5 separate regions of the Homo sapiens genome follow, and all the other regions are linked to region 3. The links are chromatin contacts, found by Hi-C in ENCODE. All regions are on one chromosome and are shown on one strand. Each heading gives the region's core, a stretch centred on a gene start or an enhancer-like site at or near the end of the contact. The rest is flanking DNA. Distances are from core to core; before and after follow the strand shown.

The links. A loop is a pair of places that touch in the nucleus more often than their neighbours do. Pooled maps may share reads with other maps.
Region 1: a map with no recorded cell type shows a loop between it and region 3 (9-fold over the local background). The contact joins the promoter of LINC01055 here to the enhancer-like site in region 3. A Hi-C loop is called at or near these places in 2 of 37 single-sample maps with no recorded cell type and 3 of 50 pooled maps.
Region 2: a loop to region 3 is called in a pooled map, with 4 times the contacts of the local background. The contact joins the promoter of LINC01077 here to the enhancer-like site in region 3. A Hi-C loop is called at or near these places in 1 of 168 maps with a recorded cell type or tissue (endothelial cell of umbilical vein), 1 of 37 single-sample maps with no recorded cell type and 4 of 50 pooled maps.
Region 4: a loop to region 3 is called in a map with no recorded cell type, with 24 times the contacts of the local background. The contact joins the promoter of TPT1-AS1 here to the enhancer-like site in region 3. A Hi-C loop is called at or near these places in 2 of 37 single-sample maps with no recorded cell type and 1 of 50 pooled maps.
Region 5: a map of OCI-LY7 shows a loop between it and region 3 (5-fold over the local background). The contact joins the promoter of RB1 here to the enhancer-like site in region 3. A Hi-C loop is called at or near these places in 1 of 168 maps with a recorded cell type or tissue (OCI-LY7), 1 of 37 single-sample maps with no recorded cell type and 3 of 50 pooled maps.

What each region holds. Positions count from the first base shown.
Region 1 is chr13:45,698,059-45,702,433 of GRCh38, forward strand. It overlaps LINC01055 (long intergenic non-protein coding RNA 1055), which reads right to left and starts at 3,126. Exons shown (of 4, transcript NR_125786.1): 1 at 2,969-3,126. CBY2 (chibby family member 2) reads left to right here and starts at 4,262. Exons shown (of 3, transcript NM_152719.3): 1 at 4,262-4,375. The coding sequence starts at 4,333. RefSeq lists enhancers at 2,945-3,024, 3,475-3,774.
Region 2 is chr13:48,586,284-48,591,847 of GRCh38, forward strand. LINC01077 (long intergenic non-protein coding RNA 1077) reads right to left here and starts at 4,315. Exons shown (of 2, transcript NR_170270.1): 1 at 4,239-4,315. All of the region lies in intron 2 of LOC105370202 (a long non-coding RNA gene), which reads left to right. RefSeq lists a silencer at 350-644.
Region 3 is chr13:46,980,831-46,986,042 of GRCh38, forward strand. No RefSeq gene overlaps it. Among named protein-coding and RNA genes, the nearest start is that of HTR2A, 86 kb to the left of the region's middle. Within about 2 kb of position 3,166, at least 5 of the 41 ENCODE cell types and tissues checked have a DNase peak (open chromatin) inside an H3K27ac peak, as active enhancers do; they include OCI-LY7, where a contact is called at or near this core.
Region 4 is chr13:45,339,146-45,344,944 of GRCh38, forward strand. TPT1-AS1 (TPT1 antisense RNA 1) reads left to right here and starts at 2,200. Exons shown (of 11, transcript NR_024458.1): 1 at 2,200-2,242; 2 at 4,281-4,395; 3 at 5,234-5,301. TPT1 (tumor protein, translationally-controlled 1) reads right to left here and starts at 2,038. Exons shown (of 6, transcript NM_003295.4): 1 at 1,897-2,038; 2 at 1,567-1,640; 3 at 849-1,039; 4 at 352-457. The coding sequence starts at 1,924. It overlaps LOC124903169 (a long non-coding RNA gene), which reads left to right and starts at 2,289. Exons shown (of 2, transcript XR_007063781.1): 1 at 2,289-2,485; 2 at 4,142-4,158. RefSeq lists enhancers at 1,108-1,897, 3,477-4,264 and silencers at 1,795-1,864, 1,945-2,054, 2,215-2,414.
Region 5 is chr13:48,300,880-48,306,543 of GRCh38, forward strand. RB1 (RB transcriptional corepressor 1) reads left to right here and starts at 2,872. Exons shown (of 27, transcript NM_000321.3): 1 at 2,872-3,170. The coding sequence starts at 3,034. It overlaps RB1-DT (RB1 divergent transcript), which reads right to left and starts at 2,823. Exons shown (of 3, transcript NR_046414.2): 1 at 2,412-2,823; 2 at 1,460-1,613. RefSeq lists enhancers at 2,000-2,725, 2,726-3,449, 3,524-3,573, 3,814-3,883 and a silencer at 3,024-3,313.

The sequences.
Region 1 (4,375 bases), core at 1,876-4,375, 1.3 Mb before region 3:
TATTTAAGAGTACTTGTCAGAGTCCTTTCCATGAAAAGTAAGTTGGGTTGTAGCTGATTGGAAAGCTTTTTAGAGAAGAATTCAAAACAATAACTGTGGATTACAAAAACTTAGCCATGGTTAAAATCTGATAAAAGTTCTCAATTGTCAAGAAAATTAAGTTATTTCTATTATATATAGCATTTTAAGATAACAACCAGAACCATGACTGACAGCATCACATCAAGACCATCTGATTTTTATAATAATGTAATCTTAAGAATATTTGTATTAATTATATATCTGTACAAATATAACTTTTAAAAAGATTTAACATATCAAAATTATGACTGATAGCATATGAGATTTTTATAAATTTATGTAATTCTTAGAACATTTATATCAATAGCATACCCATAAACATAACCAAAAGAAGATCTAGTATTATTTAGCATTTGATAGTGTCTCCCATAGAGTTTTACCAAATAAATCCTACCAAAGACGTTAAAAATTCAAAACATTTGATCAAAACAGAGCTACAGGTCATTTAAAAATAACAGTTATTCATTTAACTAGCATGACAGTCAAAAGACCTCAAAAGTAATACAGAAAGTTACATGGGAGGTTTCCTGGTTATATGAAATAATTCAGACATATCATAAGGCCAAGAGTATAAAATTATATTACATTTGAGGAAAACATTGCTTTTCTAAACTTTTAAGATAAATATTTTAGCATTATGCCATAAGAACAGCATTAGGACTGGGGTAAAAAGTTGTAAGAGTTGATGAACAAGTTGAAGAGGACAGTTATCATTCCAGCCAAGCAAAAAGATATTTTTTTTTCAAGGGGGAAAAAACAGAAGATAATGAATGTGATCTGCAACTTATATGTAACAAGGTGCAGGAAAAGTTGAACTTCTGAGATATAAATCTGACGTTTTAATTTTAGAATTTAAACTCAATATTTCTTGCAATATCATTGAGAGCAAATCAATACTTCAAAAAATTTTGTTGCTTTAACCAAAATTTTTAGTTTTGTATTAGCGCATTTTTAATATTACAGCTAATTTTAATAAGACCTTATAAACAAATCTATTCAATCTCAATTTGTTTTGACTGCAAGGTAAGATTTCCATAAACCTTTTATAACCTCTTACAATTTGTTTTATTTTCATTCTTTCTCAACTTTCTATATTTATTTAGTTTTATCTACACTTTTTTAATTCCTTCAATTTAAAACAATCCTTTAGAACCTCTAAACTAGGCAAAATTACTTGCCCTTAAACGAAAACCATATTCCTGTCTTCTTGTGTGTTTACCAAAAACACATCCTATTTTTCGTATACATTCTGCAAATAGAATTGTTTCTCTTGTATCTAGTAGTTTCAATTACTTATATAAGTTACAATATTAACTCTTAGTAATCCTTATTTTAGGGATTTTAGGGAAGAACCTAGGAAGTAAGAAATCTTGAATTGTCTGCAATATATCAGTATTTTAAGATAAAATATTATAAGTATTTCATGTATTTTAAAACCATGTTTTAATCTTTAGAAACATTTCCTTATACATTTCTTAATTGGAAGTGACCCAGCTGCTCAGTAAGTAAAGTATGATAGTAAGTATCATAACTTTAAGATTTTGAAAAACATAAGAATTTCATTTACACACATTTGTCCCATTTACATTTATCTAATTTATTTGTTTTTAACAGTTTATCTAGATTAGTTATGAGAATAGAGATATTAGACAAAGCTAGTCACCATTTTAAGTTATTTCCTTGTTAACCATTTTACAGCTTGTGAATATCAGGTGTTCACCTAAGCAAGAACTTTAAAGTGAAATACACAGATATTTTGCTGATAAATCAGAGGATTTCATTGTTTTCATTAAACCAACAATATTAAATTAGTCTTATTTATCAAAAGAATCACATAAACAAAGATTATTCTGTTTTGGCCGGGTTTGTAATTTCATAACTTTTTGCCAAACCTGGACATCTTAAAATAACTATCAGATGCACATATCAGCTGACCAGTAAACACAGGCAAAAATACATGCTGACAATCCTGAAGACATATCTATTTTTATTTTATCAATAATTTTTTTTTAATTTTCCAAAGATTATTAAAGTCAAATGAACTTGAAAGCATTTGGACTTATTTATTTAATTTATCAGTACTCTTTTATTTATAAGCTAATTTGGTACCATATAGACACAACATATAACATAATGCATGTATATGCATAAACAAGACAGTTGGATCAAACTTATTTTCCTGATAAAACTGGAATCTGTTCACATGGCTAAATTTTATTTGCCCTGATGAGCAAAGCAGTTTCCAGGGCACTTTGATTTTAAAAGACCTCTTTCCTTTTTTTTCTTTAGCCAGTAACCTGAAACTAGTAATACCATGAACAGTAAGTTTTATTTCAACACCAGCAGAAAAGTCAGCAGATTCAGAGTAGTCAGGAAGGAAAAATAGGCAAAGAACTTAGAAGACTACATGGTAACTCTTTAAGGACAGAAGAAGAAAGAGGGATTGACTGAAAATGTTTTACATGTGCCATTTTTCTTCAGGTTTTCTAGTTTATGGAGTTGCTTTGTTCTAATTGAGTGTGCAGGAGTCTGGAGATCTCATAAGGCTTCTGCTGTAGCCATCACAGTCTTTGACCTCTGTTAAGCCAAATATTGCTACACAGACCAAAAATACAGACAGACCAACAAAAATCAGAACCAGACTAGATTATCTTAGTGGCTGTAGCTTTTTAGTATTGCCTTAATTCTTTGGGACTTAAACATACACCAGATTTGGGACTCTGAACTGACCAGAATCCCCCTTGGGTAGGACTCAAATCCACAATCCTAGACAAGGTTGGGACTCTCATCCATAATCCTAAACCACAGGGTGGGACTTGAACCCACAGTCGTTATGATGAGTTCAAAGACAATTAAAAGTACAGGGGCATATTAACAAGGTACTCACCAGAAAGATGTCTAATCCAGAAGCAATTTATTTTCCCAAAAGAGAAGTGCCAAGGGAGCCTGAAGTGCCATGGTGGAGAAGAAGGAACCCTATAGTCGAGCCTCTGGACACCCTGGTCTAGGTGGCCACTCAGGATCAGTGCAGGGGGCCTGCACACCACTAGGGGCAACAGTACCTTGGACAGGCTGTTCGTCTCACCTGGGGTTCTAGTTTGTTAACAAGCAAAAGGGGCTCACTGCCCAATGTGCTAGAAGCCAACACTGACACCAAATTTTTGAAAAAAAGAAAAGCTTTATATTAAAAGTCACCTCTGAAGGAGACAGGAGTCAAGCTCAAATTTGTCTCTTTCTGCTGGCATTAAGGCAGTACTTTTATTAGAAAAGGTTCAGGGGGTGGATTCTGAGATTAGTAGGTGATTTGTGCAAGGAAAAGGGAGGTCTGGAAAGTCCTTGGGCATGCATAGTTATTTCTTCATGTTAACTCCTGAGTTGCATGGCAAATTCAGGGAGAGTTAGTATGAAACGTGGTGGAAATTCAGGCTATGACATCAGCAAGCTTATTCTGTGCAAGCTCCAGTTAGCCATCTTGGTTCCAACCAGTTTCAGCCAGGTTTTTCTTGATCTCACAAGTGGAGGGAGTTTCAGCGGCTTAAGTTTCTTTTCTTATCTGCTATCTTGAAACTCAAAAATTAAGTAACTGGTTTCTTACTCTTTGGGACTTTCCAGACCTCCCATTTCCATCCACCAATCACCTACTAATCTCAGAATCCACCCCCTGAATCTTTTCTAATAAAAATACTACCTTAATGTCAGCACAGAGAGACAGATTTGAGCTTGACTCTTGTCTCCTTGGGAGTTGACTTTCAATATACAAGTTTTTCTTTTTTAAAGAACTTAGTGTTTTAGTATTGGCTTCTATTGCATTGGGTAGTGAGCCGCTTCAGCTCTGTAACACTAACTCTGGTAGATAGCATCAGGATGAAATTGAATTGTAGGGCACACAGTTGGTGTCAGAGAATTAAGGAATTGAGTAGTGTCAGAAAACACCTCAGACTACACTTTCTCCCTTGGTATGGGAAGAGTTCAGTTTGTGTTTCTTTCTTCTTGAGTGACCCAACTCCAAGAAGATGCCACTTCTGGAGAGAGAATAGGGATCTCAACTTAGCCTGGCAGTGAGAATACGAATGGCAGCTGGAATGACCCAACAGGGGGCTAATGTTTGGGCTATTGTGTGTGTCACACTGACCCTGACCAGCCAAGTAGTCACAGCACCCACAAGCTCTTCCTGCCTGTCAGATGCCTCATTCCCACCTGTGATGCTCAGAGAGAAACCATGAGCCCTGAAAAACACCATATTGTTTTGTGATGTCACCTCTGGAATGTTCTGAGTGTTTTGGTGACCAACTTC
Region 2 (5,564 bases), core at 3,065-5,564, 1.6 Mb after region 3:
CCTTTTTATTTCCATCTCTGTCAGCACTTGCCTCACTTTCTTAAATTTAAAAAAACCAAAAATCCCTTTATTTCAACCATGGAACATGCAGGAAGACCAGCAGTTCTCAAATCCTTTGGTTATATGGGTTAGGGAATCCCATGAGTTCTGAATCTAGTGATAGAACAATCACATTGTACCTACTCTTTCAGTTACTAAGTAGTGCTTTTATGAATTAAAGATGATACTTAAATTTTGGGTTAAACTTTTGGAGGAAACCCCTTATTTTACTTTTGAAAATTAACATAGTTATCTGGGGGCGTGAAGGGGAGCACAGCAGCAACAACGGAAGCCTTCAGTGTTCACTTCTGGAGCCTCACGTCTTGACTGCTGCCACAACCAAGTTTTCCTGCCAAGTGCTTACACCCACAGAAAGGCTGTGGCCCCTCCTCGGAGTTGGGCTAACGTCCAGCCTCTGTCTACAGCAGTCTGTGTTGGAGCCTGCTGATGGGCTCCAGGTTATCTGGTCTAACAGGAGCTGATGCTATGCTCAGGGAAGCAACAGGGAATGAATGATAAAGAGGAAACAGAGCTGCCAGGATGAGTGATTGTCAAAGGTGGATGCTTTCCTGATTAGCTGCAGGGGAGACACGACAGGAAGGTCTAATCACAGGAGATCATTTGTACCATCAGAGGTTAGCATATTTGGGGTGAGGAAGGTAAGCATGTTTTGACTTTTTAGATGAAATGAGGTGCTAACAACTTGGCCACAAGGTTTAGAAACAATCACAGGAAACCAACTAGGAAGTGAAAATTGGTAGGTATTTTGAGCACTAACATAAAGGATGGAAGAAGCAGAGATACCCAGAAGTCCTGGAAGCAGGCTAGGCAGGATGAACATTTTAGAAACGCTTAAGAACAGGCTAATCTGAGGCCAGGCACAGTGGCTCACACCAGTAATCCCAGCACTTTGAGAGGCTGACGTGGGAGGATCTCTTGAGTCCAAACGTTCAAGACCAGCCTGGACAACATAGTGAGACCCCCATCCCTAAAAAACTAAAAAGTGAAAAATTAGCCAGGCATGGTGGTATGTGCCTGTAGTCCCAGCTACTTGGGAGGCTAAGGTGGGAGGATTGCTTGAGCCCGGAAGGCTGAGACTGCAGTGAGCCATAATTGTGCCACTCACTTGCCCTGAGTGACAAAACAAGACTTTTTCTTAAAAAAAAGAGAAAAAAGGCTGGGTGTGGTGGGATTACACCTGTAATCCCAGCACTTCAGGAGGCCAAGGCAGGTGGATCTCCTGAGGTCAGGAGTTCAAGACTAGCCTGGCCAACATGGTGAGACCCTGTCTCTACTAAAAATACAAAAAATTAGCCTGGCGCAGTGGTGGATGCCTGTAATCCCAGCTACACGGGAGGCTGAGGCAGGAGAATTGCTTGAACCCGGGAGGTGGAGGTTGCAGTGAACTGAGATCATGCCATTGCACTCCAGCCTAGGCAACAAGAGCAAAACTCCATCTCAAAAATAAAATAAAATAAAATAAAACTAAGAAAAAGAACAGGATATCTGTTACACAAATTACCCCAGATTGCTGAAACCACCTTTGCAAAAATTATAGCAGTGAGAAAATTATGACAGTCAAAGAGACCTTCTCTAACCAATTCCATCTTGCCTTTAACCTTCAAATTAACCTTGGTCATTCTGGAGCACGGGCCAAGCTAACTTTTGGATAAATTTAGTTTCTGGTTTAACCTTAAGGCAAGGATTATAATAGGCCTTCCCAAAACTAAACTACTTTTGTAAAACTAATGAAAGGTCACAAGGTTAGGAAGGTTAGGATTATTAGAGGGGCCTGAATTCTGCTAAGATGCAGGCATAGTTAAATGATTACCAGTCATTGTTCTGGAAGTTACAAGATTTGTAATTTCCTCCATTACTCCTGTAAGTAACATCACTATTGTAGAACCTAAAATTGGCCTTTCGAGATGTCTTTTCAGATTTTCATTTCTGACAACCAGATGACTCCACCTGGACCCATGTCCCTTACCCAGATGCTGACTCAGCGCATGAGGACTATTTTCTATGACCCTATGATTGCATCCCCAACAAATCAGCAGCACCCCTTCCCTAGCCCCCTGCCCACCAAACTATTGTTAAAAAACTGTAGCCTCTGGATTTTCAGGGAGGCTGGTTTGAGTAGTAATAAAACTCTGGTCTTCCATTTAGCTAACTCCTCTTTCTCTATTGCAATTCCCCTGTCTTGATAAATCAGCTGTATCTGGGCAGTGGGCAAGATGAGCCCATTGGGTGGTTACATTGCTTAGACACAAGAGAGAGGATGCCCCTGGCAGGATCAAGTCTGAACTACCCACTCCGACATTTGAAGTGCCCATCATCAGGCCCAAGCCACATCTCCCCAGTCTGTCCCTTAGCCTCTCTTACTTGCTGAGGGGTAGTGTCAGTCAGGAGAGGCAGGGGCATAGAATCTGACTTTTTGCTGGTGCCTCTTCTGTGACACCAGCCACCTTCTGTAGAACACACCCAGCCAGGCAGCCTGGCTTCTTTGTGTCACTAGGCCACTTGTGATGCTTTCCTTCCATCCCTCTATTTGGAAAGGCCCCTCCTTTCCAGTTCTCTCTGCGTAACCCCCACTTCACCCCATCTGGTCTGCTGGCACCCAAGCCTCTATTCTTGTCAGCTCCAGTGGGCAGATGGGTAAGTATGGAGGGGCACTTCCCCAATGAGCTTTGTAGTCATTTAACTTTAATAGGCTCATTGACCGATGCACACAGCAAGTCATTACACTGAGACACTGGGTTGCAGCTGAGAAAGAGGTTTAATCATAGGGTCACCGAAAGAGGAGATGGGAGGGAAACTCAAATTCATCTCCTGGCCAGGTGCAGTGGCTCACACCTGTAATCCCAGCACTTTGGGAGGCCTAGGTGGGCAGATCATGAGGTCAGGAGATCAAGACCATCCTGGCCAACATGGTGAAACCCCACCTACTAAAAATACAAAAATTAGCTAGGCATGGTGGTGCATGCCGGTAATCTCAGCTACTCAGGAGGCTGAGGCAGGAGAATTGCTTGAACCAAGGAGTCGGAGGTTGCAGTGAGCCGAGATTGCACCACTGCACTCCAGCCTGGCGACAGTGGGAGACTCCATCTCAAAACAAAACAAAAAAAAGTATGTCCCTGAGGAATTTGGGGTTAGAGTTTTTAAGGGTTTTGGAGGGGGTCAAAGGGTGGAGAGTGTTGATTGGTTGAAGAGTGCAGGGTGTAGTCACAGGACAGGGAGATGAAAGCAGTTGTGCTCTCATGCTCATCCTGTTTCTCTGTGGGGGCTTTCAAACTGGTTGCTGGAATTTAGGGGCTGAAAAACATCTTAAGCAATCCTTAAATAAAAGTCTAATGATTCTAATGTCAGGGATCCTATTTATAGTAACAATGTGGATGCAAATCCATTTTTAAATAGTCTTTTGACCTAACATCAGAAATCCTATCTCTATGAACAATGGGGATGCAAATAGTAAGGATCTAGTGACTTTTAGCAAAAAGGAATTGGGCCAAAGTGCGGCCTGATTAATGATTAATTATAACTATACTTCTGTCTGGAACCCAGCATGCCATTCTTGTCAACCCTGTGCAGATATTTTTTTCTGCACTTTTTCCCACTAGCATATCATTTAATCTTCCTGGGGTGACCATTGTGGGTAAGTTATACTTTAGACTAGGGATGGTGCATATTATTTCTCTGCAGTTGGTTTCTGCTTCCTGCAGTGTTCTGGGTCCAAATCTGGAGAGTGTCCTGTTATGAACTCCGTGTTTGTGTCCCAATCCCCGCCCTGCAAATTTATATATTGAAACCCAGGAGTTAATTAGTTCTTGAGGGTGGAGAGCTAATGATGGGATTTGTCCCCTTATAAGAAGAGACAGGAGAGAGCTTGCTTCCTCTCTCTGCCAGGTGAAGACACAAGAAAGCAGAAAGAATGCCCTCACCAAGAACCTGGCCATGCTGGTACCCTGATCTTGGACTTCCAGCTCCAGAAGTGAGAAAGAAATATTTGTTGTTTAACCCACCCAGGCTATGGTATTTTTATCACAGCAGCCTGAGCTAAGACACGCCCACACCCCACCCTACTTGTATTAGTCTGTTCTTAGACGCTATAAATATACTACTCAAGACTGGGTAATTTATAAAGGAAAGAGGTTTAATTGACTCACAGTTCTGCATGGCTAGGGAGTCCTCAGGAAACTTACAATCATGGCAGAAGGCAAAGGGTAAGCAAGCTTGGACCTTCCCACATGGCAGCAGGAGAGAGTGAGCATGTGTGAAGGAAGCAAAAGGGGAAGAGCCCCTTGTAAAACCATCAGATCTCGTGAGAACTCACTATCATGAGAACAGCATGGGAAAAACTGCCCCCATGATCCAATCACCTCCCACTGGGCCCTCCCTTGACACGTGGGGATTATGGGGATTACAAATCAAGATGTGATTTCAGTGGGGACACAGCCAAACCATATTGCCACTGTAGAGGTTCTCTGTCTCACCTCTTGCCCTCAGCTGGCGAGGTGGCCAGTGTGTGTGGTGATTCTTAGTCTGTGGGGGATGAGGGGCTGCTGAGGAATGAGTAAAGAAAGAAGAAGCAAAATCAGACTTTAGTGGCAGCTTGACTTGACCCTGGAATTCAGAGTACCATTCATTCCTCAGTGGGATGTTGCTTTGGGCAGCTGAATTTTGCTTAGGGACAAATGCCCTTTCCCTCCAGCCTGAGAGTCATGTCCCCTCAGTGCCTGGCCCGTGACACCTGTTTTGGCCTCTCTGTTGCCTCATGTTGGTAAATGTTGTTTCTATGTTTGCCTTTACCTATGAGTGTGTGTGCACACCTGTTTAGGTGACATGTCTGTGAGTCTGATGGCTTTGTCCTGGCCACCTGGCTGAGAGGTCACCATGTCTCCTTGGGCAGCTCCTCAGGGCTGGTGGCCCTCAAACTGCCTAAGACACACCCGAAGGAAAGTCCCTTGGAAAACTTTGTTTGGGAGTGTCAATGAAAAGGCCAAACTCCATAAAATATTTAAAGAGGTTTACTCTGAGCCAAAAAATGAGCAACCATAGCCTGAGGCACAGTCTCAAAGGTTTTGAAAACATGTGCCCAACGTGGTCAGGCTATAGCTTTGTAGCAGGACGAGCCGCAGACAAAACCTCTCAGACAGCGAGTTGTAGAAGGAAGGGCTTTATTCAGCTGGGAGCATCAGCAAGCTACTGCCTTAAAATCCGAGCTCCCCGAATGCACAATTTCTGTCCCTTTTAAGGGCTCACAACACTGAAGATTTCACATGAAAGGGTCATGATTGATTTGAGCAAGCAGGCTGTACGTGACAGGGGCTGCATGCACTGGTGGTCAGAGAGAAACAGAACAGGGCAGGGAGTTTCACAATGTTCTTCTATACAATGTCTGGAATCTGTGAATAACATCGGATTCTAAGTTATGAGTTGATTTTTAACTAGTGGGTTTAGGCCAGGCAGGCCTAGGCCTGGTTTCGGGCCTGGCACCGGGCTGCCTGCCTTTGGTTTTACTTCCTTGT
Region 3 (5,212 bases), core at 1,916-4,415:
GGAATAAACACATCCATATACCGTCAAATGATCTTTGACAAGTGTGCTAAAATCACCAAGGGAGAAATATAGTCTCTTCAACAAATAGTGTTGGGAAAACTGGATATCCATGTTGAAAATAATGAAATTGATGGATATGTTAATTAGCTTGGTGTAATCTTTCTACAATGTATATATAGATTAAAACATTACTTTGTACCCCATAAATATACACGATTATTATTTGTCAATCAAAAATGAATAAAATTGGACCCTTATACCATATACAAAATATAGACTCAAAATGGATTAAAGACTGAAACATAGTCCTAAAACTATAAAACTAGAAGAAAACATAGGAAAAAAACTTTATGACATTGGTCTTGGCAAGGATTTCTTGAATGTGACACCAAATGTGAATGTAACACAAAAAGCCCAAGATACAACACCAAAATGGGCAAGTGAGACTACATCGAACTAAAAAGCTTTATGGCAAAGGAAACAGTCCACAGAATAAAAAGGCAACCTATGGAATGCGAGAAAATATTTGCAAACCATGTGTTTAATAAGGGATTAATAATCCAAAATATATAATAAACTCCTAAAACTCAGTGTTTAACATCCCTAAGGAATGAAAAAGCTACAAGATATCACCTCACACCTAAGACGGCCATTATAAAAAACAAATAACGAATATCAGGATATAGAGAAATTGAAACCCTTGTGTGTTTTTGGGAATGTAAAATTGTGTAGCTTCTATGAAAAATGGTGGGGTCTTTCCTCAAAAAAGACTAGGACTAACATATGATCCAGCCATCCCACTCCAGGTATTCAAATAATTCAGAACAAGGCCTCAGATAGATACTTGCACTCCCATGCTTACTGCAGCACTATTCACAATGACCAAGAGGTGGAAACAACTTACATGTTTGTAAGTGGATGAATGGATTGAGAATATGTGAAATAGAAACACATAATAGAATATTATTTAGTCTTAAGGAAATTCTGTCCCACGCTATATGGATGAATCTTGTGGGTTTTACGCTATGTGACATAAGTGAGCCACAAAAGGCCAAATATTGCATGATTCCACTTAGATGAGGTTTCTAGAACAGTCAAACTTATAGAAGCAGAAAGTAGAGTGATGGTTTCCAGGAGTGGGGAGAATGGGGAATTGCTGTTCAATGGATACAGAGTTGCAGTCATCCAAAATGAATAAGTTCAAGAGAACTGCCCTACAACAATGTGCATATAGTAAACCACACCGTTCTGTCTGTACACTGAGATTTGCTAAAAGGCTAGATTTTATGTTAAGTATTTTCTACTACTTTCTTTTTTAAAAAGAATATAGTATCCAATGGAACTGCCATCATCTGTTGCTCCTCCCACCTATCTGTACCAAATTCCTGTGAAAGGTAGAAAATAAACAAATGAACCATGTTAAATTTTGGACCTGAAGATAGATATGTTAAATGCGAACTGATTTATTGAAGCCCCTGGTTTAGGAAAACCTGTGAGTTTTTCAGTGATTCATGATATTAGTGTTCATAATGTGGATGATTACTTTTTTCAAGCAGTTTTAGATTTACAGCAATATTGAGAAGAAGGTACAAAGACATCCCATATACCCACTGCCCTCCCCTGCTGGCCTCCTCCATTATCAACACCCCCCACCCGTGTGGTACATTTGTTACAATCAATGAACATACATTGACATATCGCTATCATCACTCAAAGTTCACAGTTTATATTAGGGCTCACTCTTGCTGTTGTACATTCTATGGGTTTGAATAAATGTATAATGTCATGTGTTCACCATTAAAGTATCATACAGAGTATTTTCACTGCCTTAAAAATCCTCTGTGCTCTGCCTATTCCTTCCTCCCTATCCCCAAACCCCAGCTACCTCTGAGCTTTTGTACTGTCTCCATAGTTTTGCCTTTTTAAAACAAATTATCTTTGCTTTTGAAAAGACATAGAATAATAATTACAACATTATATATAGATGTGTATCTATGCAATATAGGGTTTCCCTGGTGTAAGGCAGTAAGAAGGGGTGAGTAAAAGTATAGAGGGAGCTAGGTCTGAAATTAGAAATAGGTGTCCTTCCCTTTTACATGGATGGAGGAGGGTGATTGGTTTTGGAACAGGAAGTTCAGGGAAGCTTCACCAGAACTTGCCTTAGCCCTTAGCATCCCTAGCCAGGTGTGTTCACTAACCCTTGTTCTGAGGAATAGCACTGTGGCAGAACAGATGTTGGCACTGGGCCCTGGTAGGTAGGGTTCTTGTCCCTCTTTTACTGGCTGGTGAAGGCACGTGGGAATAGTTCTCAAATATGGTTTTCCTGTCTGTAAAATTAGGAAACTGATTTATCAGACCTAGATTGATTGCCTGGACTTTTCATCACAGTCTCAATCTCAAATCTGAGGTTCCCTTCTCTGACTGTACATCGATTTTGGCTTTGTATATGTGGCCACTGAACTTCTCAGGTCTGTCCCAGACTGAATCTTTGATCTTTTTTCACTTCTGCAAAATGCAGGAAGCCCTTTCTTTGTTGTGGTCCCTGTGATGCAAGCTTGGTCAAAAGAAGAAAAGAGCAGAGCTGTGATAAGCTGATTTTAGCAGCAGCGCTCCATTTAGCACCAGGCTGTGTATCCCCCATGAACAGCACAGCCCACTGGGTGCTGGTGGCAGGAATGGCTTTTTGCAGAGACCAAGTGGGTCCAAATGAGAAGGGATTTTCCCATCTTGAACTCCTCTCTTCTGCTGAATTTTCACTGGGGTATAATTTGTTAGTATCTGGCATCGATCCCCCTGCAGGTCATCATACCCATTCCTTTCAGAATGTGGCTGGTAGTCATGGGCAGGGAGAGAGGGACCTTGTATGGAGTTTTGCAGACAGGGCTTCTGATCCCATATACTACAAAATCATTAAAAAACCACCTATCATGCACATGCTGTAAGGTAGGCATTGTGAAAAATGTTTTTCCGTACATTCACTCCCTTATTTTGGTCACTAAACTGCATGTTCATTATCTTTTCAACCACAGGCTTTTGTCCAACATTATAATATTGAGACCTATGGCATACCCTATACTCTTTGTTTCCATCTTCCAGATCCCGAGTCCAGCTACCAGCTCACTACACCTCTGCTGTCCTGCTGTACTTGTATCTTTAAGACACCTGTGAGACCTTTTCTGTGCTTTCAGTTTTATGTGATGGCTTGGCATGCAAACACAAGTATCTCTAGGAAGGCATTCAGGCCTTGAGAACCCTTTGGGGTGTAGTAACAGGAACTTCCTCTTGTGAATCATGCCTTTCATGTAAGAGCAGTCCTGTTAGGAGCACATTATTGACCTCTGCACCTATTCATCAGCCAGAAAGTGTTTATTTACTGAGTATATCCTGAGGTACTGAGATCATTGTCATTGCAGTGTTATTTTGGATTAAATATACATTTGTATTTTTGAAAATTTTGGCATAGTCTACTTTCCCTTGAAAAGAATAACATCAGTAATAACTGGCTGATTTAGGAATCTGTTGACTAGCTTGTCATATAATAGCTTATTTTTCCCCCTTTGAAACTGAAATAGTTGGATTTCTGTAACCTGTGGTATTTTTCTTGGGAATCATATATGTAAAGACTAAATTAGAGGTGAAACTAAGTTTAGTTTGTACATTAGATTTAATTAGTATGAAATTAATTTTAATGTTCTTTTTTTTTGAGACAGAGTCTCACTCTATTGCCTCAATTACTCCAAATTAATTTTCATCGGAACTTCAATAAACATTTTTTTTTTTTGAGACAGTCTCACTCTGTCTCCCGGGCTGGAGTGCATTGGCATGATCTCAGCTCACTGCAACCTCTGCCTCCCGGGTTTAAGCGATTCTCCTGCCTCAGCCTCCCGAGTAGCTGTGATTACAGGTGTGTGCCACTAAGCCTGGATAATTTTTGTATTTTTAGTAGAGAGGGGTTTTTGCCATGTTGGCCAGGCTGGTCTCGAACTCCTGATCTCAAGTGATCTCCCCATCTCGACCTCCCAAAGTGCTGAGATTATAGGTGTGAGCCACCATGCCTGGCACTGATAGTCTTTTGAGAGAAATGTATTTGTTCATTAAATGTAGTTCAAACAATTCTGTTTCCTCTCAAAAACATTGAATAATTTGGGGAGAAAAACTAACAGATATGTAACTATTAGAGAAGTATCAAGTGTGTTGTATGTGAATTTAAATATCATAGAGAAGGAAAGGTCAGTATAGGTTGAATGAATCTCTTTAAATTATAAACAGCCTATTCCTGCCTCTGGTTGGTTTTATACAAAATGTATTAGTTGAATTTCCCTATACTCAGACCATAGTACTGATAGCTCACCAATCTTTGATTTATAAGAATGGTAGAGGTTGTTCCTGGATTCTGCAGATACAAAACATGCCTGTACCTAATCACATTTGGTTGATAAATTCATTTAAAAAAACCAGAAATGTGAGTTATGGAATAAAAATTACCAGGAGAAATACCAAGAATAAAAAAATCTCTTATTCTTAGGAACAAACAGATAAATAGTTCCACATGCATTTTATTATTCTGTTTTCATTTGCATTCTTCATGACAGTGAGTTCTCCCCCAAAGAACCACTTAAACATCTTGAAATTTGTTATGTTTCCCATCAGTTTCTTAACTGCAAAGCTTCATCACCTCAAGTTATACTGTCCACTTCCTGTGGGAAACGTGGGCAGTAGGAGGACAATTCGAACTCAGAATTAGCTAAATTTTGCATTAGGAAAAATGGAAATCCATTTAAGATGTTTTTACTTGAACTTCATTCTGTTATTAAGCCTTACTCTGAGCCACTTTATTATACAACAATCATGCAGCTCACTACAGCTCAAAGGTTAGAAGCATGATGGAGTCCTGAAAAGGCCTCAGATATGTTATTCTGGGTGTAAATTTATGTTACACTAATTGTGAATGCAATGCTTATGTGCTTATTTGATATCTTAAACTAGCATCTTAAAGGCTTATTATATGGAGCCTTATAATTTTATACAGAACCTAGGTCAGTGATTCTCAAACCTGGACACAGGATAAACTTTTGATTCCTGGGTCCCAATCTGTAAAGATTCTGAGTCAGTGAAGCTGGATGGAGCCTGGGCATCTGCATTTTTAACAAATACTTCAGATTCTTGTAATACAATTGATCCATACTCCTTGAGAAATATTGGCTTAGATTCA
Region 4 (5,799 bases), core at 950-3,449, 1.6 Mb before region 3:
GAAGCTGGAAAATTAGAGGAAAGGGAAAGCCACTGACATTTTCCAAAAGTAGAATTAACAAGCTCAGATACATTAGAAGGAGGACCAGTAGCAATGAGACACATTAAAATTGTAAGCAAAAAACTGAAAGAACACTTAGGTGGTTAAGCAATTCACAAAAAGAAAAACTGAGAAATGTCATCTGGGAAGCAAATTTTCAATCAGAAGACAAGATTTGGAAACACCTGCGAGCTGGGAAAGCCACTTTCTACACCTGGAATACTAGTATAGAATTGAAGATTAATCAACTTAATTTTTGCTCTTGCAGTTAAAATTGTACAATCCTTTGATCCAGATACTTAAGGTATTTACCTGGTAGTTTTTGAAATTAGCAAGGATGTGCTTGATTTGTTCTGCAGCCCCTGTCATAAAAGGTTTTACTCTTTCTGGTCTCTGTTCTTCAAGTTTCCCTTTGATTCTAAAACAACATTTCATTAACAGGTTGAAGTATTGAATTTTCAGTAAAATCAATTTTTAAAGTAAAAAATATCCAAGCTTAAAAAAAGAAAACACTGAAAAAGGCAACCAGCTGTTAAGAAATTACTAGTTCACAGAAGGTATCTTTCAAGAATGTTTACATTTCTTGTTGACTATTTTCAAAATACTATTCTAATTCTAAACGGAAACAGACTGCAGGCTTCAGTATGCTCATATTATAGAAAAGCAACCACTCTTTTCCGTGAACTCATTAATAAAAAAGCAAGGACTTTCACAAAAGTATACCCACTGCGAAAGAACCTCAAAAGTTAGCCAATCTTTAAATCCTGTAAGATTCTAGACATCAGCTAGGTACTGCCAGTATCACTTACGATTTCATGTAATCTTTGATGTACTTCTTGTAGGCTTCTTTTGTGAAACTTGTTTCCTGCAGGTGATGGTTCATGACAATATCGACACCAGTGATTACTGTGCTTTCGGTACCTTCGCCCTCGGGGCCTTCAGCGGAGGCATTTCCACCAATGAGCGAGTCATCAATGTTACCTTCTGTCCTACTGACCATCTGCATTAAGAAAAAGCAGTATAATTGCAAAAGACACAAACGCATCCAAAGCACCTTCCACGCCAATAGTTCACGGATAAGAAGTATTCTTAGTTCTTGCTGAAAATAAAAAAAGCACCATTTTGGGAATAAAGTTGTGACCCGTGGATTTCTCAAAACGACCTAACTTAAAAGAGTTGTCTGTTGGCCGGAACAAAAAATGGGGTCATTAAAAAGTTGTTTCCAGTTGCGGGCATGTGATGCCTCCGGTTGGTAAGTGGGGACAGGACAAACACGAAAGGACTCCAGGCTCCTAAGCCGGAAGCATCATGTCCCGGACAACCCCGGGAGGAGGATGGGCGCCGAGGCGGCGGGCCTATTTCCAGGATCAGCTCCGCCTCCAGTTTTCTAGAAAAACCCAAGCCCGGAAAGAGCGTCTCCTCCGCCAGGAGGCGGCGGGGAGGATTGCACAACCTCAGGCGGGGGAGCGGAGGAAACCCGAGCCCGCTCGGCCCGGACTCCCCCACGCGCAGGCCCGACCGACTCACCTTCCCCTCCACCTCCAGGCACAACCCGTCCGCGATCTCCCGGATCTTGTAGATGTCGGAGAACATCTCATCGTCTGCCGGATACACAGAGCCGCCCATCACCGTGCGCCTGGCGCCGCCATTTCCCGCATTTCCCGCGCCGGCGGCCGCACGCGGGATCTGCCCCTCCGTAGCACACCAGAGCTGGGCGCGAGCCCCGGGCACCGACCCCTCCGCGCTCGGCTAAGACCGCCGGCGTCCCCTAGGCCCGCGACGGCTGCGCCTTCCCCGCCCCCACCCGCACCCCAGACCCCCGTGTGCGGCAGTAAGGATAGTGCAGTGAGGACTCACGGCTGATGAGGTCCCGGTAGATAATCATGATGGCGACTGAAGGGAGACGACGACGGCGCTAGCTTAGCACGAGCCTGAAACTCGGAGCGAGCGCGGTGCAGCCGGAGCGGCGCTCGGGGGGAGGGGGGAGCGGGCGGAAAAGGCCGACTCAGCCGCTCCCCAACCTCATATAGAGGGCACGTCCCTCTACGTCATCGCCCGCTGCGCCTCCGGAAGCGACGCAGGCGGTGACGTGGCACGAAGAGCCGCGCGGGGGCGGGGCCACAGCGGGGGCGAGTCGGGGAGGTGAGCATCCGGGGACTTGAGGCGGAGACACAAGGCTCCGTTCCACTGGGCACGCCAGCGGGTAGGGGTGGGGGCGGGGAGGTGCGCGCGCAGCGTGGGAGGAGGCCAACTCTCGGGGCGCTCCCTAGCCCTGGGTGGGTGGAGCGGGGGAAGCGGAGTACGTTGGACCCGGCTCCGCCCTACCCCACGGGGCCGCCTGGAGAGGTGCTGGGAGCTGGGTGGAGCTTAGAGGAATTAAACTTTGGCCCTGCGCCTCGTCCAGCCTAGGTTCCACCCTTTTCTGGGAACGTGAGTATCAACCAAGGTAGGAGAACGTCGCATTTAGGGAGGGTCAGGCCCTCTGGCCTGGGGTAGATCTCGGGACTGCCCGAGGGCCTCTGACAACTTTTCAGCATCTGCCCCAGGGCTGCCCCAGCTGGAGTTTTTGGGACGCTTTTGTGGGGGCACCGCTGAGTCCGGATAGTGGGACCCAAGTCGTCCTGCTCGGCCCCTGGGGAATAATCGTGTGGGGCGCAAGGTCTGTGGGAAGGGACTTGGAGAGGAGGGAAGATGTCACGGGAGTCTGCACAGGGTTTCCATGTGTTCCAATTTTGTCCCATAATTGAAAGCTTGTGGCATTCTGTGGCGGACGGCTACGGAGCTAGCTCTTCCCTTTACTATTTCGCACTTGGTCTTGGAAAAGTATGTTGTCGCTTTAAGATGAAGTTGAAATTTTATCCCTGGTGCTAGAGGGTCACACAAAGGGAGTTTCCCACCTGCCCCACCTGTTTTTTGAAGGACTTTACACCCAATTACTAAGTATTAAAACAAAACAGGTCCTGCATGGTAGCTCATGCCTGTAATCCCAGAACTTTGGGAGGCAACTACTGAAACCCTGTCTCTACACACACACACACACACACAAATTAAAAATTAATTGGGTGCGGTGGTGCCTGCCTGTAATCCCAGCTATTAGGGAGGCTGAGCTGGGAGGATCGCTTGAGCCCGGGAGTTGGAGGTTACACTGAGCTATGATTGCACCACTGCGCTCCAGCCTGAATGACAGAGCAAGACCTTGGCTCAATAGCAAAACAAAACTTCCGTATTTAGTCACATCGTCACATCTTTGGCATAAGGCAAAGATACATGCCAGTATGAAGTCTGAAAGCTTGTTCTATTTCGCAAATATTTTGTGCTTTGTATCCCTTAGAACTAGGATTTGCACCAAGATTCCAATTGTGAACAAGTTCGATCCAGTCCTACTTATAGAAGTGTTCATTCTGGTAAATCAAAGTATCAGACAATTATAATACATTAACAATTGTTCATAAATCCAATAATATAGCATTCAGCAGAGTAAGAATGCAACCCTTGGGAAAGAGCAGGACACAGGATGGCAATTGGAATGATGGAAAAGTCAAAATGCAAGAGCCAAGAAATTAACCCCTTTAAGAAGATGGGGGGACTGGGCGTGGTGGCTCACACGTGTGATCCCGACACGCGCCTGTAATCCCGGCTACTCGGGAGGCTGAGGCAGGAGGATCGCTTGAACCCGGGAAGCGGAGGTTGCAGTGAGCCGAGATCGCGCCATTGCACTCCAGCCTGAGCAACAAGAGTGAAACCCCGTCCTCCCCCACCCCCAAAAAAAGAAGCTGGAGTTCTTGGATGGAAAACTCCAGAGGACATTGGGCAACTGGGAGGAAGCTAAAAAGGGGGGAAAGGGAAAAAAAAAGATGGGGGTCTTGGATGGAAAACTCCAGAGGACATTGGGCAACTGGGAGGAAGTTAAAAATGGGGTGAAAGGGATCCCAAAATAAATGGATATGACACATGGTCAGTGAAGGCTCTCAAACCTCATTTCTGGAATGTATGAGATGATTATCACACATTAATACTGTGTGAACATTTTTTTTCCAGATTATTACAGTATAATTATTTTCTACCCCGCCCCGCCCAGATGGGGTCTTGCTCTGTTGCCCAGGCTGGAGTGCAGTGGCATGATCTCGGCTCACTGCAACCTCTGACTCCCGGGTTCAAGCGATTCTCCTGCCTCAGCCTCCTAAGTAGCTGGGATTACAGGTGCCTGCCACCACGCCCAGGCAATTTTTTTGTATTTTTAGTAGAGACAGGGTTTCACCATGTTGGCCAGGCTGGTCTCAAACTCCTGAGCTCAGGCGATCTGCCCGCCTCGGCCTCCCAAAGTGCTGGGATTACGGGCGTGAGCCACTGCACCCGGCAAGTATAATTATTTTCTTCAGTTTTAATACTTCCAAACTATTCAGAAATATTATCATTGACCCATGCAGTACTCTCAAACATTACTCTCAACTGCCCAATCTCATATTCAGGTCGAAACAGTTCTTTAAGTTTTATAAAAATATAGTCGTGGTGAAAAAAAGTACTGAAGAGTCATGGCACCCTAGATTAAAATCTTGCCTTTGGCCGGGCGCGGTGGCTCACGCCTGTAATCCCAGCACTTTGGGAGGCCGAGGCAGGTGGATCACTTGAGGTCAGTAGTTTGAGACCAGCCTGGCCAACATGGTGAAACCTCGTCTCTACTAAAAATACAAAAATTAGCCGAGCCTGTTGGCGGTTGCCTGTAATCCCAGCTACTCAGGAGGCTAAGGCAAGAGAATCGCTTGAACCTGGGAGACGGAGGTTGCAGTGAGCCGAGATTGCGCCACTGCACTCCAGCCTGGGCAGCAGAGCGAGACTCTGTCTCAAACTACAAACAACAACAAAAATTTTATTGATAAAATTGCGGGCTCTGAAAAGAAAAGATCTTGAACACCCAACCAATGAGAATAAACAGACGGTTGAGAAACAATTTAGTGAATAGTGAACAACTTTATTTAAAATGAAATAAGAATAGAAAAGAAAAATCATATATAAAGGCGAATCACAGTAAAGGTGAGTATTATTTTGTGAAGCTTTTATTTTATTTTTATTTTATTTTATTTTATTTTATTTTATTTTATTTTATTTTATTATTTTTTGAGAATGAATCTCGCTGTGTTGTCCAGGCTGGAGTGCAGTGGCACCATCTCGGCTCACTGCAACCTCTGGCTCCCAGGTTCAAGCGATTCTCCTGCCTCAGCCCCCTGAGTAGCTGGGATTACAGGCACGCGCCACCACTCCCAGGTATGTTTTAGATTTATGTATGTATGAATGTACTAGATCCCACATATATTTCTTCCTGTGGTTATAAGTCAAGTGTTTTGAAATCCATTGACTTGGGCAAATTTTCTTTTCAAATATATTACTTGGCACCATAAACTCTTCAATTTCAGCAAATGATTTTTTTAAATGACCCCAGTGTTTTGTGAATACTTATATTTGACTCTAGCTCATTTGAACAATTTTTGCCAGAAAGAGAAAACAGCCAAATGGAGATCTGGCTTGCTGTGTAGGGGCTGAGAGAAGTGTGATCATTCTGACCCTCTATTAGCAGGAAACTGCTCAACAGTCACATCTTGAAAGTAACTTGAGGCAACTGCAGGAGGGCTGCATGGCGGGAAAGAAATTGCTGAAAACAGGCTGGGTGAGCTGGCTCGTACCTGTGATCCCAACACTTTGGGAAGTGAAGTTGGGCGGATCACTTGAGGTGAGGAGTTTGAGACCAGCCTGCCCAACATGGTG
Region 5 (5,664 bases), core at 1,622-4,121, 1.3 Mb after region 3:
CTCTCCCTCTCCCCACCCTTCCCCGCTACAGGCCCCAGTGTGTGTTGTTCCCCTTCCTGGGTCTATTTTATGGTATGTATGTGTGTATGTGTGTGTGTGTGTGTGTGTGTGTGTGTGTGTGTGTATCTATTTATGTGTATATATTATGATATATACACCACACTTTTTTCAAACTATTATTTTAGGTTTAGGGATACATGTGCAAGTTTGTTATATAGGTAAACTGTGTGTCTCTGGGGTTTGGTGTGTACAGATTTTTTCACCACCCAGGTAACAAGTGTAGTACCTGATAGGTAGTTTTTTGATCTTCTGTCCTCTCACCCTACACCCTCAAGTAATCCCCCAGTGTGTGTTGTTCCCCTCTTCATGTCCATGTGTTCTCATTGTTTAGCTCCCACTTATAAGTGAGAACATGCAGTGTTTGGTTTTCTGTTCCTGCGTTAGTTTGCTGAGGATAAAGGCTTCTGGCTCCATCCATGTTCCTGCAAAGGACATGATCTCATTCCTTTTTATGGCTGCAGGAAAATATATTTTACATACTAGTGAACATAGTTAAATTAATCCATGGTCAAGACATATATTCTTTTGTAAATTGAGAAATCTCTTTATCATAATTGTAATATGGTAATAAATAAATCTAGATTACATAAATGTAATCTAGATGTTGATAAACTGGTTTTAAATAAAGCAAGTGATATCTACGTATGAAGAGAGTTTACTTCAGTTCCTAGAACTTTCCTTCACTTTCCTGCCATCCCTACTTTTAGTAAGCAAGCATTTACTGTGTGTGTAACACTGTGCTAGGTACTAAGGCAATGATGATACCCAAGATTTGGTCTCTATCCTGAAGATAAGCACAGGAGAAACATTATCAGTCATGATGCTTTCTGTTGCAAACAAGTGAAAACCTCAGCTCAGCTTAGGTCAGCTCCAGGGCTGGCCAAATCAGAGGCTCATTTATAACACTGAGGATCCAGATTCTTTTGAAATTCCTCCTGCACCAATATCAGCATTTCTACCTTCTCTGTAGGTTGGCTTGCCTCACGTTACAATGGCTGCAGCAATCAGAAGTGTCACATCCTCAGTAATACTTAATATTATTACTATTATTTAATAATATTTAGAACTGTGCCATCCCTGTTTCAATTTATCAGGCTCCCAGCAGACTACTCCTTATCTTTCAAATGTCAAAACTGCATCCTGAGCTCTTGCCTAAACTAATCTGGGGTGAGGTGAATGGAAGTAGCACTTTAATTGTATTCATTCTTTGTAGCTGGACCTGGGCCTGGGCCCTATCTCCTGACATTTGCCCACAAGAAAGATTTCTGAAGTTAGGTAGGACTGGCTGTTGAGTAGGCCAGTGCTTGCCAAACCTTTACACATCCTCACATATGTCATAATATGCAGATAAAAAGATAATCCCTTATACAACTTGCTGGGATAAACTCAGGAGGCTTACAGCCATGACCTGCTTGAAGGTTCTTCCTGCCTTAGACCTTGCTCAGCTGCTCCAGGATGAGGGGATTTACATCACAGCACAACTGTATTTTATTCACAGCATAAACCATCTCTTTCCTTCTCAGTTGACGAGTTCAGATGGGCAATAACAGTGTCTGCCAAAGAGAAAAAAAAATGTATTCAAACTAGATAATCTATTGGTACAAATACCGAGACACAGAAGTGATAACAGCTTTAAGCCAATGTTTGATGGTGGTAGTCCCAGCAAGCTCTTTTCTGATGTCTTTGTGCCTTTGCACATGCTCCTTCTCTGTCACTGTTTTCTTCATCAAACATAATATAATGGACAAGTGGAATCAAATAGAATTGAGTTCAAATTCTCTGCTACCCATCGGCCCTGGTATTGGACAAATTAACTCCTCTGAGCCTGTTTCCTCATCTGCAACGTAGACTAGCTAATACTACCCATTGGAAAGCGTTGTTTCTTAGCTAATGCATGCAAGGCTTAAAACCTAGATGACGGGTTGATAGGTGCAGCAAACCTCCATGGCATACGTATGCCTATGTAACAAACCTACACGTTCTGCACTTGTATCCCGGAACTTAAAGTAAAAAAAAAAAAAAAAAAAGAAAAGAAAGAAAGAAAAAGAAAAAAAAGGCTGTTTCTGGGGATTAAATAAGACAATTATGTAAGGTGGCCAGCACAGTTCCTGGTACATAGTAAATGTCAGGCCTGCCTGACAGACTTCTATTCAGCAGCTACTGCTCCCCTGAAAATCTTCCTCAGACGTTTCCACGGTGCTTCCCGTTCTTACACCACTACAATCCTTTATTACACTACTATCCGTTCATTCCCCACAGCTCCCTCCCTTCCTTTCCCTAACCAGTGATCCCAAAAGGCCAGCAAGTGTCTAACATTTTCTATCTTCTAAGTGACTGGTAAAGTTCCGCACCTATCAGCGCTCCAAGTTTGTTTTTGTTTTGGCCGACTTTGCAAAACGGATTGGGCGGGATGAGAGGTGGGGGGCGCCGCCCAAGGAGGGAGAGTGGCGCTCCCGCCGAGGGTGCACTAGCCAGATATTCCCTGCGGGGCCCGAGAGTCTTCCCTATCAGACCCCGGGATAGGGATGAGGCCCACAGTCACCCACCAGACTCTTTGTATAGCCCCGTTAAGTGCACCCCGGCCTGGAGGGGGTGGTTCTGGGTAGAAGCACGTCCGGGCCGCGCCGGATGCCTCCTGGAAGGCGCCTGGACCCACGCCAGGTTTCCCAGTTTAATTCCTCATGACTTAGCGTCCCAGCCCGCGCACCGACCAGCGCCCCAGTTCCCCACAGACGCCGGCGGGCCCGGGAGCCTCGCGGACGTGACGCCGCGGGCGGAAGTGACGTTTTCCCGCGGTTGGACGCGGCGCTCAGTTGCCGGGCGGGGGAGGGCGCGTCCGGTTTTTCTCAGGGGACGTTGAAATTATTTTTGTAACGGGAGTCGGGAGAGGACGGGGCGTGCCCCGACGTGCGCGCGCGTCGTCCTCCCCGGCGCTCCTCCACAGCTCGCTGGCTCCCGCCGCGGAAAGGCGTCATGCCGCCCAAAACCCCCCGAAAAACGGCCGCCACCGCCGCCGCTGCCGCCGCGGAACCCCCGGCACCGCCGCCGCCGCCCCCTCCTGAGGAGGACCCAGAGCAGGACAGCGGCCCGGAGGACCTGCCTCTCGTCAGGTGAGCGAGCAGAGCCGCCGTCGCCTCACGCGGGAAGGGCGCCCCGGGTGTGCGTAGGGCGGGCGCCAAGGCGGCTCGGCGGGGATCCGTCCTCGCCAGGGGCCGGGTCCCGGCGGGAGGAGGCGCCCTCCCTGCCCCCCGCCACGGCGGAGCGTCTGCAGAATGGTGACAGGATTCTGGGTTCTTGGGCGAGGGGTCTCGGCTTCAACTTGACAGGTGTCGGGCGGGTGGGGCTAGGGTCCTGAGCGAAGTGACAGGTGCAGTTCCCTCTTGTGAGGCTCGGAGGCAGAGGGTCGTTGCGAGCGTCCATCAGACGCAAAAAATGAAAAATAAAAATACAAAAATGGTGTCTGTGGGAGAGTTTTTCACCGGAGAATTGGAGTACTCCGGTGGTCGTCTGACTTTCTGTTTTGGTTCACGCGATGCAACAGTTGGGAAGTATTTTCTTCCGGGCGTGCACTGCATCTGAAGTCCATTTGTGGGAGAGGCCGACCAGAAAGCCTTGGACAAGAAGCGCAGGGTCCTGAGTGTCCATTGCCCACAGGATACTCGGCTCAGGAGCTTTGCGGCGTTTCCTTAGAACAATAATGCATCGAGGCCTTGGGGACTCAAAGCCATCTGTAGTGATTGATGGAGCGTAACTCTTTAGAGGAACTGAAACATGGGCAAAACTTTCATGAGACATTTACCAGAAGTGCTTGAAAGTTTCTAAACTTTTTTTTTTCCTGTTTGATGAACTCTTCTTGCGTGTTAGTCGGCTTCGGCTTGTCTCATTATTTCTTCCATTTTGCCTTTTGACTTTGAACCAGCAAGGATCTTGGTGTCCCCTCTTTTTGCCTTTGTTTTTGGCACAAAATTAGTGGTTCTGTGCGCAAATGGAAATTTTCGTTTTCCCTTATTAAGTGGAATCTAAATTTAAGCAAGTCCATACGAATGCACTAGATCTTGAAGGGAAGTATTTATTGTATTACAACATCTTACTTTTCTTGATTTTTCTACTTTATGGTTAAATAGCTATGATTGAAAGAGTGTAATTGTCATTATTGTCAGCACTGGTTCTACTTTGAGACAAGTTCATTGCAGAGGGAATGGGACTTGTTTCTGTTTTTCACTATTTTCTCTCCCATTCTTGTCTATCACCAAATCCTTTCACCCTCACCCATTTCTTTCCACTCGGTATACACTAACAATTCACGGCAGAAAAGATTGAAGTGGGATTTAGGAAATGGCCCCTGGAAGGCTATTAAAAATTTATATATTTAAATGGACTGTCTTATAGGTCAGTTAAAAACCATATTCGTTAAAAAACCAAAATAACAACAACAAAAAATTAAAAACCACGTCTGGGGCATGTTCTGGGAAAAGACATGGCTTTAGTTTCTGATTAAATTCTGATGTATCCAATTCTTGCAAATTTCCCTTGGGAAAATGCAGTAATGGCTACTCTAAAGAATTCCATGTTATGCACACAGCTTTGGAAGCATACTCTAATGTAGGGTAACCAGGAATATTGACGTTGTGGCCACTGCTTGGAAAAAAGAGGACTGTTTCTTTCATTTTTTAACTCATTTTATATATTTTAAGTAATGGAACTATAAAAAATTCTCTTATAAGTCAAAACCATACAAGATACAGTCTGTTCTTGATTATCCATACCCACAAAGGGTTTCATTAACATAGACAGTTGAACTCTATAAATTAACCAGCAAGGGTAGAACCGCTGCCGTGCAGTCTGATACTGAGCATCTTGCCTGGAGATGGAATCAAGGCTCAGTCCAACTGCACCTCCAGTGACAGATTCCATTCCTGATTTGAGAGTTTAGATCTTATTTCTGTTGCCTTATCTCTGGCCTAAGTAATGTAGCTGGAAGGGAAACTGTCACTAGGAACAGCATACCACATTCATTGTTGAAATAATCAAAGGTTAATCATGTTTCGAGCTGGGTGTGATGGCGCGTACCTGTAGTCCATGCTACTCAGGAGGCTGAGGCAGGAGGATCACATGAGCTTGGGAGTTGGAGGCCAGCCTGGGCAACAAAGCAAGACCCCAGTCTTTAAAAAAACAAAAAAGCTGACCAGGCATGTTGGCTCACGCCTGTAATGCCAGCACTTTGGGAGGCCAAGATGGGAAGATTGCTTGAGGCCAGGAGTTTGAGAGGAGCCTGGGCAACAAAACAAGACCCTGTCTCTAAAACAAATTTTAAAAAATTAGCCAGTGGCTGTGGCACACCTGTAGGCTCATCTACTCAGGAGGCTGAGGTGGGAGGATCCCTTGAGCCCAGGAGTTTGAGACTGCAGTGAGCCATGATTTCACCACTGCACCCCAGCCTGGATGACAGAGTGAAACCCTATTTCAAAACAAGAAAAAAAAACAAAAACTAATTATGTTTTGAAGGAGGAATTGGCAGTCTAGAATAGTGGTCAAGGGCATGGATTATAGAGTTAGACTGTTGGGCTCACATAGTGGTTTACCTCTTACCGGCTGAGACCTCAG